Linked DNA regions of Homo sapiens: regions 1 and 2 are each linked to region 3. A link is a contact called in ENCODE Hi-C or POLR2A ChIA-PET data. All regions are on one chromosome and are shown on one strand. The core of a region is the stretch at or near the end of the contact, and the rest is flanking DNA. Distances in the headings are between cores, read along the strand shown.

Region 1 (2,700 bases), core at 169-2,668, 180 kb after region 3:
GCCACAGAAAGGCAGATAACTAATAGTGGAGGGATAGGGATGCAAATGTGACAGAAAGGCCTGGCAGAGTGGTTTGGCACGTTACTCCCTCATTTTTTAAATAAAGCAATAACATAACAGTGTGAATCTACCTTTCTCTTAATGTTGATAACCAAAGAAGAGGTATAAATACCGTAAGGAGAATATGGAATGTCTACATCAAAAAATGCATCTACAAAATGCTGATTATGACACACTACCAAGTTTATTTTCCAGCCCTTGGTTTGTAAAGCACTGCTATCTGGTATATGCCTAAATATGGATTATTTCATCATAGGACAGGTGCCTCATTATCAGCTTTACTAGGTATTGTAAAATTTTCCCCTGAAGGGTTTATACCAATTTACAGCCCTACCAAACACCTATAACACTTCCTGCTTCCTCATTTCTCACCTATACCTGGTATTATCAGACTTCAAATGTTTAAAGATTAATCAGATGGGTGTGAAGTAGTATCTAGTTGTACTAATTTTGCCTTTCTTTGACCATCTTGAAGGTGGGGCATCTTCTCATGTTTAACATTAGGAATTTCCCATTTGTGCATTTCATGTTCTGTCCATTTTTTCTGTTAAGTTATCTTTCTTATTGAGAGGTGTGTGTTTGTTTCAAACTCTTCTGAATACTAATCTTGTGTGGTTTGTATGCGAAGTAGCTATCGTCTGTTAGTCTGAGGAGAACCAGAATCCAGGTCTTCTTACTCTGTTAAGTATCCTTTGCTGTCTGCCTCTCACTGCTAAACCAGATTAACTGGATGCTTAAAAGGGAAATTAATTCCTGGTAGGTGCAACAATAGCACATTTTGTTGGTTCATACACTAATTTTTCTTCAAAGTAGATGGAGAAGTTTCAAAATACATGTTAATACTATTAGGGAATTGGTACTTAGGAATTAAATACTGAGTTTTATATATATTGTGACCACTGTCTGCTCAGTCATTATAATTTTATAAAATATATTTGAGAAACGGATGGGTTTTTGACGGTAAACAGTGAAAGCCATTTCCGACTGATTTGTGTATTCATGATACGGCATGATACGGCCTGTTTAGATCGCACACTTTCATAATGATGTTGTATCAAAGTTATTTACTCCTCTTCTGCCTCAGCTTCTAGATTTAGTATGTCCTGGATTTCTCCTTCCAAGTCAGAACATCCTCTCCGGATGGACACACCCTTGGATGTGTGCTTTTTTGCTTTTGGTTCTTGTTTGGATCCTTTCTTCCCAATTAAGAACAGGATGCCAAAGCTTTTCTTTGCTTAAAAAATATGAAAAGAAAAAGTATAGTAAGACAGAAGATGTTAATTATAGATGGTATTTCTCTTCATTAGCCACCTCTTGGCTGGTTTGCAGTGCTGTGGATTTTCTGGACAGCCATGCAAATGAGCTTGGTTACCTAGCAACAGAAGCTGGAACTAATGCTAGCTCTGATGCAACAGTGAGTAAGAACCTGCAGTTATAACAAAAGGAGTTTGACAGTGTATTGCATTTCCTCAACCTCTATATATTTTATAATCTTAGCTTTAATTTTTAATGCATGTGACCAGAAAATAAGCTATGGAAGTTTACTTATCTACCTCAGTAGTTTATACTGGAAAATCAGAATGGTAGAAGGGAGCTCAGAAGTGTCCAGAAAACAATCGAATGCATTGCTTATTCATGCTTCTTTTCCAAGAGCAGCAAATAAGTTACGAGCTTGAATGTAGTTAGATTTTGAGTGTAAGGGTGTTTGACTTTTCTTACCTATGTAGTAGTGACCATAGTAAGCCTTAAGAAAATAGAGATACACATAGGGCATTGTTGTAAAACTTTGTAGCAAACCCAAAGAAAATTGTTTAAATATTAGACTCTTTTTGTAATTTTCTAGTTGATGAATATTTACTTTTAATATGTATATTAAGGAAAGAATTGAAGGGATTATTTTGTTTGATCTGAGCAAGTACTGTCAGATGGTAGCTTATTAAAATTCTGACCTAATATATATATTACCGGATAAAATTGTTTCAACATGATCTGTGCTTTGAGCTGACCAGCGTGTCTTCCAGCGTTGTTTTATTTTTCCCTAAGGAATAGGTACTAATAAATTTGTTGTTTGGGGAAAAATCATTAAATGAATAAGTAGAAACCTGAAGGTTGTATTTGGATTTAATGCAGTTGATAAGTTAGTGAGAGAACTTTCTTAATTCATCTCTCTATTCTTTCCTTATACTGTGCATTTAGACATTTAGAGAGTTATGGGCAGGTTCCTGAGTTTGTAATAAACTCATCTTCAGATCTTTAGAAACCCATTCCTTTATGCATTTGAATGGCCCTTTGGGAAGTGGAATTTGGGAGAGAACAGCGTTGATCAGCCTCTGAGCTCTACTCCAGAAGAGACAGAAAGCAGTACCATCTCCGGTGTTGTAGTTGTCATAGACAGCATAAAGATAAAATAATTTACTTAAAAATACTGATGAACTGTTATAAAATTAGCTCTCAACAGGCAGAATCTGATAAATAGAAATTAAACATAATCTTATACAAGCAGTTGTGGTTCTTCAGTGCTAGTTAACAGTTTTTTCATTATATGCATGGATGCTCTTGCTTTAGCATCTAGGTACTTTGTATTATTTCTTTTTCTTTCTTTTTTTTTTTGAGATGGAGTCTTGCTCTGTCTCTCAGGCT
Region 2 (2,700 bases), core at 75-2,574, 140 kb after region 3:
AGTTGGTTCTGTGGCTTTTGCTTATGCCTTGGAAAATCATGGAGAGGAGGGTTAGAGAGAAAAGGGCACATGGTACTATGTATACCTACTCTGTTTTTCTTCCATATCACGGGGTGTAGACACTAAGACTGAATGCGCCCATATCTAGGGATTGGAGAAGTACCCCGGATATGATTGGATGAGAAATGATCTATTTCAATGCAATAATGTGTTTTAGCTGATTGTACATTATTGGATAACCATGATCGGGGTTGATTTGGAAAAAGGTGTATAAATTATCCATATTCCTTGCAATTGTGAACCCAACAGTAAACAGAATTATATGAACGAGCTTATTAAAATTTAAAACATAAAATGAGGTTTTACCTTCTGATCTCTTGCATCTTTGCCCTTGAATCAAACATGGATGTGAAATAAAATGATGCATGTTTAAAATGTAGTTATTAAATTCTCCAACTATATCAGTGTTGGAGGCCAAAAGAATGAGGGTTGTGATTAACTCAGTATACCACTGGAGGCTATATGAGTAAACAGCAAACTGTTCTCATAAAGGCAGAATGTTGGCAAACTGACAAATTGCGTCTGCCACCCAGAGGGAACGCTGAGTGCAGTCACGCCTCAGGCGCAAGTGTTTCTTGTGATTAGGCACATCTGAAGCCTGTTAGCAATAATGGGAACCTATGATCAATCAAGCAGCTGACGGATCGCTACCTCCTCCTCCCTGCTCTTTCTATCCAATAAATACGGAGGGCTGTGAAAGCTCAAGGCCCTTGCTCACTAGAAGCAAGGAGCCCCCGACCCCTTCTTTAAAATAGATTCTTTTGTCTTAAGTTTTCATTTCTGCGTTCGTCCTCTTTCATTCAGTCCCGTAGTAACTGTCACAAGCGGCGTTTGTCCTCCTTTGTTCAGTCTCGTAGTGACTGTTACATATTAGGGTATACAAAATTACAGCTAAGAAAAAAATCTTATTCTTTATTGTATTTTTATGGAATTTTATTCATATGGCTTTAGTTTTAGAGACATGAGTTTCTATACTTCTCTTTCATAATGAAGATTACCCTTTTCCTTTTGTTCAAATCAATAAGAAAAAGTGGCTGCAGTTACAAATAAGTTACAGTCACCTACATACAATGGGATGAGGCTCTGGGGGACTTCAGGAGGCAGTGAGTATATTGTGCATGTGGAATGTGAATCACGGGGGTCAGAAGGTAGACTGGGGTAGGCAGCCCCCAGATGGCTCCCAGTGACAGCAGCCTCCTCTTATTCTTGTTCTTGTATAATTCCCTCACATTGATTGTGGCCTGGATCTAGTGACTCGCTTCTAACAAATAGAATGCCAGAAAGGTGAGTCACTTCTGAGATTAGGTTATAAAAATAGGGTGAAGTCTATCTTGCTCTCTTGCTTGCTTATTCTGAGGGGGGCCAGCTGCCTTGTTGTAAGCACCCCACGGACAAGCCCTATGTGGCAAAGAACTGAGAGTGGCCTCTGGCCAACAGCTAGTGAAGAACTGAGGCTGAATCTAACAACCCATGAGGACTTGAATCCTGCCAACAACCACGTGAGTGAGCTTGAAAACAGATGAAGCCTTCAGATGACTGCAGGCTCAGCCAACACCTTAATTGCATCCTGTGAGTGACCCAGCTAAGCACTCCCAGATTCCTGACCCACCTGTGAGACAATGTTAAGTCAAGTTTTGGAGTAAGTTTGGAGTAATTTACAGCTTAATTTACACAGCCCTCAAGTAGCATATGGTCTAATTAAGTAAACTAAGCACATAAATAATAGCTAACAAGTATAATATTTACTATATGCCAGAGATTCTTCTAAGCATTTTACATTTAGTTAATCATTAATCATTTTTATTTATTTATTTTTTGAGACGGGGTCTCACTCTGTCACCCAGACTGGAGTGCAGTGGCGTGATCACTGCTCACTGCAGCCTCAAACTCCCCAGGCTCAGGTAATCCTCCCACCTCAGCCTTCCAAGTAGCTGGGAATACAGGTGCGTGTCACCACACCCAGCTAATTTTTGTATTTTTTGTAGAGATGGGGTTTCGACATGTTGCCCAGGCTGGTGGTCTTGATCTCCTGAGCTCAAGTGATCCACCCACCTCGGCCTCTCACAGTGCTGGGATTACAGGCATGAGCCATCACTCCTGGCCAATCATTAATCTTTATTTCTTTTTTCTTTTTCAGACAGTGTCTTGCTCTGTCACCCAGGCTGGAGTGCAGTGGCATGATCTCAGCTCACTGCAACTGCAACCTCTGTCTTCTGGGTTCAAGTGATTCTCCTGCCTCAGCCTCCCGAGTAGCTGGGATTACAGGCTTCCACCACCATGCTCGGCTTATTTTTTTTTTTTTTTTGTACTTTTAGTAGAGACGGGGTTTTGCCATGTTGGGCAGGTTGGTCTCAAACTCCTGACCTCAAGAGATCTCCCCACCTTGGCCTCCCAAAGTGCTGGGATTACAGGTGTGAGCTACCGTGCCCAGCCAATCATTTCACCTTTATGACAACTCTATTAGGTATTATTACTATCACCATTTTATAAAGAAATTAAGGCAACATGAGGTTAAATAACTTGCTCATGGTCACACAGTAGAGCTGAGTGTCAAACTCAGTTTGGTGCCGGATTTCACGTTCATTTGTACTGCCTCTTGCCATTTCATATACCGTAATAGAAGTATGTACGCTTTGTGGA
Region 3 (2,700 bases), core at 31-2,530:
AAATTTACATTAACGCACATTATGTGCCAGGAATTGCAAGATGCATAAGATTAGTTTTTAAAATGTGCCTGCTAGAGCTGAACAGGTAAGATCATTTATTAAAGGATTTCAGGATTTTTTTTTTCCATTATGGACAAGCCTAGGTGTTGCAGAGCAGTGCTTCTCAAAGCACTGATGTGCACACTAATCATTAGGGAGCTTGTCAGAATTCAAAATCTGACTCAGTGGGTCTGGAGTGGTGTCCGAGATTTAACAAGCTCCCAGGTGATGTTGATGCTGCTGGTTGGCATTTGAGTAGCAAAGCTGTGCCGTATTTAAAGAATTAGCCCTAACTACCAATATGAAAACTTTACATCCCTGAATCTTCAATTACTCTGAGGTGACACTACTATTATTCTGGCTTCACAGTCGAGAAGGCACTGAGAAGTGAACTTTCCAGAGATCACAGAGCTGAGATGTGGGAAGGCAGGATTCAAACTTAGGTTGACTGACTGCAGGGCATTTTCAACTGTTTGCCTCCCAATATTATCTCAATTAATAGGTAACGAGAGTTCGAAGCCGGGTCCAGAGCTATCTTCTGTAACATTCTTCTGGGTCGAGTCCCTGCCCCGCTACGGTATGTGCCTAGGGTCAACACAAGGGCTGGGGAAAGAGGAAACTGAGCCTCTTTTTCAACACAACAGGGAGGACGGAGAACAGACGGCTCCTCCGGCAGACGCGACCCGGCCCGCTCCAAACAACGCTTCGGGCAGGAGAAGGTTCTCCGGGTGGTCCGCAGCCGGGCTGGAGGGGTGGGGCCTACGCTGGGAAAAGGTTCCGGGCGGGTCGTACCAACGCGCGCAGGGGGAAGAGGTTTCCGAGGCCAGGACGGTGTCGCTGCCTACGCGCTCAGTGGCGAGGTGGAGAAACTCTTCATCCACCCTCGGCTACCTGTTCGAGAGCCATGGCACCAGGAGCTCTCGCGTCCCACAGCCGACTCCTAAAGACTCTTCCTCCGGCCCCCCTGTCGAGTGGGAGTCCCCGGAAATGGGGGCCGGGCGGTATCGGGCAGGCGGTGGGGAGAAGAGTGTCCTGTCATTTACCAACTTCACTACGCCCCACACAGATCCACCCGCTTATCTGCCGCCGCCGTAGCCCTTACCAGTTCTTTGGGCGGCTTCTCCTGGGTCTTTCCAAACAGCCCCATGACGAACTGAACCCGTCTTGCCCCTTCCGGCTTTCAGTTCCCCGCGCCCAGGCAGGTCACGGGCAGCCGCCTGGGCGGGGCCCGCGGAAAAGGAGGTAGTCCCAACCCCCAGAGTAGGGAGCGGCGGCACTAGGGGATGTTGCGCATGCGCCATACGCCTGCGCAGAATCGAGTGAGTGGGAGACTAGTCAAAAAGGCTGACGTCATCGCACATGTTCTGGTCATGTCTGTGTGGGGGAGACCACGGATTCGGTGCTTTTCGTAAGGTGTAGAAATGATTGCTCTGAAAGATACGAATTTGTTGGCTACAACTGCTTCTAATACTTCACCTAAACCTAGATGTTGCACCAGAAGTCTGGATCTCCACGCAGACGTGTACACTTAGCATCACTTTCCCGACAGCTTCATCTTTGTGTCCAGTAGGCAACTCACAGGTGACAAACCAAAAATAACCTCTTTTTCCTCCCGCCAACCCACTCCTCCCCTCTGCTTGCACCACCATCACCTGGTCACTAAACCCTAGGCATCGTCCTCTCTCCCCTCTTACCAAGTCCCAACCATTCTAACTTCAATATGTCTGAACTTCAACCCTCCCCTTTCCATCCCAACTGCGGTCGTTTTTTTTCAGGCCATCGCCCTTTCCAGCGTGGGCGATTCCTGCCTAGCATTTGTCCATGTGTGTCCCGTCCTACACGCCACACTGACCGTGAGCTTAATCACACTCTCAAAGGAATCTGACTAAAGAGAACTAGACACATTTTAGCACGGACAGTTCCTGATTAGGCCTATACGGTGAGCTGATGGTTACTGTCATTAACTCATCCGAGGATGGTGAAGGGGACCATTTGTTACCTCAGCCCCATACTCCTGTCTCTGGTGGAATCATAAAATGGTTCGGCAGCTTTGAAAACATTTTGACAATTTCTTAAAATGCTAAACAAAGCCAGCCTTCCATTCCTAGCTATTTACCCAAGAGGGAAAAAAGCATATGTTCTTACAAAGACTTGTACACAAATGTTCATAGCAGCTCTATTTGTAATAGCCATAAACTGGAAACAATCCAAATGTCTATCAACAAGTGAATGGATAAACCAGTCGTGATTGATCCATACGAAGGAATAGTACTGAGCAATAAAAAAGTAAACTATTGATAAATGCAACAGCATGGATGAATCTCAAAATAATTCTGCCAAGTGAAAGAAGCCAGAACCGTATGATTCCATTTACATAACATTCTGGAAAATGCAAACTAATACATAGTGACAGAGAGTACATGGGCGGTTGCTAGCGGATAGGAGTGGGGTCAGAAAGAGGCAGAAAAGAGGGATTACAAAGAGACACGAAGTTTAGGGGGATGATGGATAATATCTTGATTGTGATGATGGTTTCACAGATGTATACAATATCAAAACTTACCAGGTTGGACACTAAGTATGTGCGATTTATTTTATGTCCAATCATACTTCAATAAAGTTGTTTTTAAAAAAGCACTGCCTGTTCATTGTGAAAAGTTA

What was found. Hi-C counts contacts between places; a loop is a spot of excess contacts on that map. ChIA-PET counts read pairs that join two places held with the same protein, here RNA polymerase II (POLR2A). Pooled maps may share reads with other maps.
Region 1: a pooled map shows a loop between it and region 3 (2.4-fold over the local background). The contact joins the enhancer-like site here to the promoter of CHMP3 in region 3. A Hi-C loop is called at or near these places in 2 of 50 pooled maps. POLR2A ChIA-PET finds 5 or more read pairs at or near these places in 3 of 52 experiments (WTC11, activated naive CD4-positive, alpha-beta T cell and endothelial cell of umbilical vein).
Region 2: a map of gastrocnemius medialis shows a loop between it and region 3 (4-fold over the local background). The contact joins the enhancer-like site here to the promoter of CHMP3 in region 3. A Hi-C loop is called at or near these places in 2 of 168 maps with a recorded cell type or tissue (chondrocyte and gastrocnemius medialis) and 2 of 50 pooled maps. POLR2A ChIA-PET finds 5 or more read pairs at or near these places in 2 of 52 experiments (MCF 10A and common myeloid progenitor, CD34-positive).

The regions. Positions count from the first base shown.
Region 1 is chr2:86,746,738-86,749,437 of GRCh38, forward strand. The region is part of intron 2 of RMND5A (required for meiotic nuclear division 5 homolog A); the gene reads left to right. Among named protein-coding and RNA genes, the nearest start is that of RNF103-CHMP3, 27 kb to the left of the region's middle. Within about 2 kb of position 1,419, at least 4 of the 41 ENCODE cell types and tissues checked have a DNase peak (open chromatin) inside an H3K27ac peak, as active enhancers do.
Region 2 is chr2:86,703,292-86,705,991 of GRCh38, forward strand. The region is part of intron 1 of RNF103-CHMP3 (RNF103-CHMP3 readthrough); the gene reads right to left. Among named protein-coding and RNA genes, the nearest start is that of RMND5A, 16 kb to the right of the region's middle. Within about 2 kb of position 1,325, at least 22 of the 41 ENCODE cell types and tissues checked have a DNase peak (open chromatin) inside an H3K27ac peak, as active enhancers do; they include gastrocnemius medialis, where a contact is called at or near this core.
Region 3 is chr2:86,562,163-86,564,862 of GRCh38, forward strand. CHMP3 (charged multivesicular body protein 3) reads right to left here and starts at 1,281. Exons shown (of 6, transcript NM_016079.4): 1 at 1,142-1,281. The coding sequence starts at 1,186. The region is part of intron 3 of RNF103-CHMP3 (RNF103-CHMP3 readthrough); the gene reads right to left. CHMP3-AS1 (CHMP3 and RNF103 antisense RNA 1) reads left to right here. Exons shown (of 6, transcript NR_183901.1): 1 at 1-85; 2 at 684-758; 3 at 1,106-1,237; 4 at 1,526-1,620; 5 at 1,815-1,978. RefSeq lists enhancers at 707-876, 887-986, 1,144-1,438, 1,597-1,656.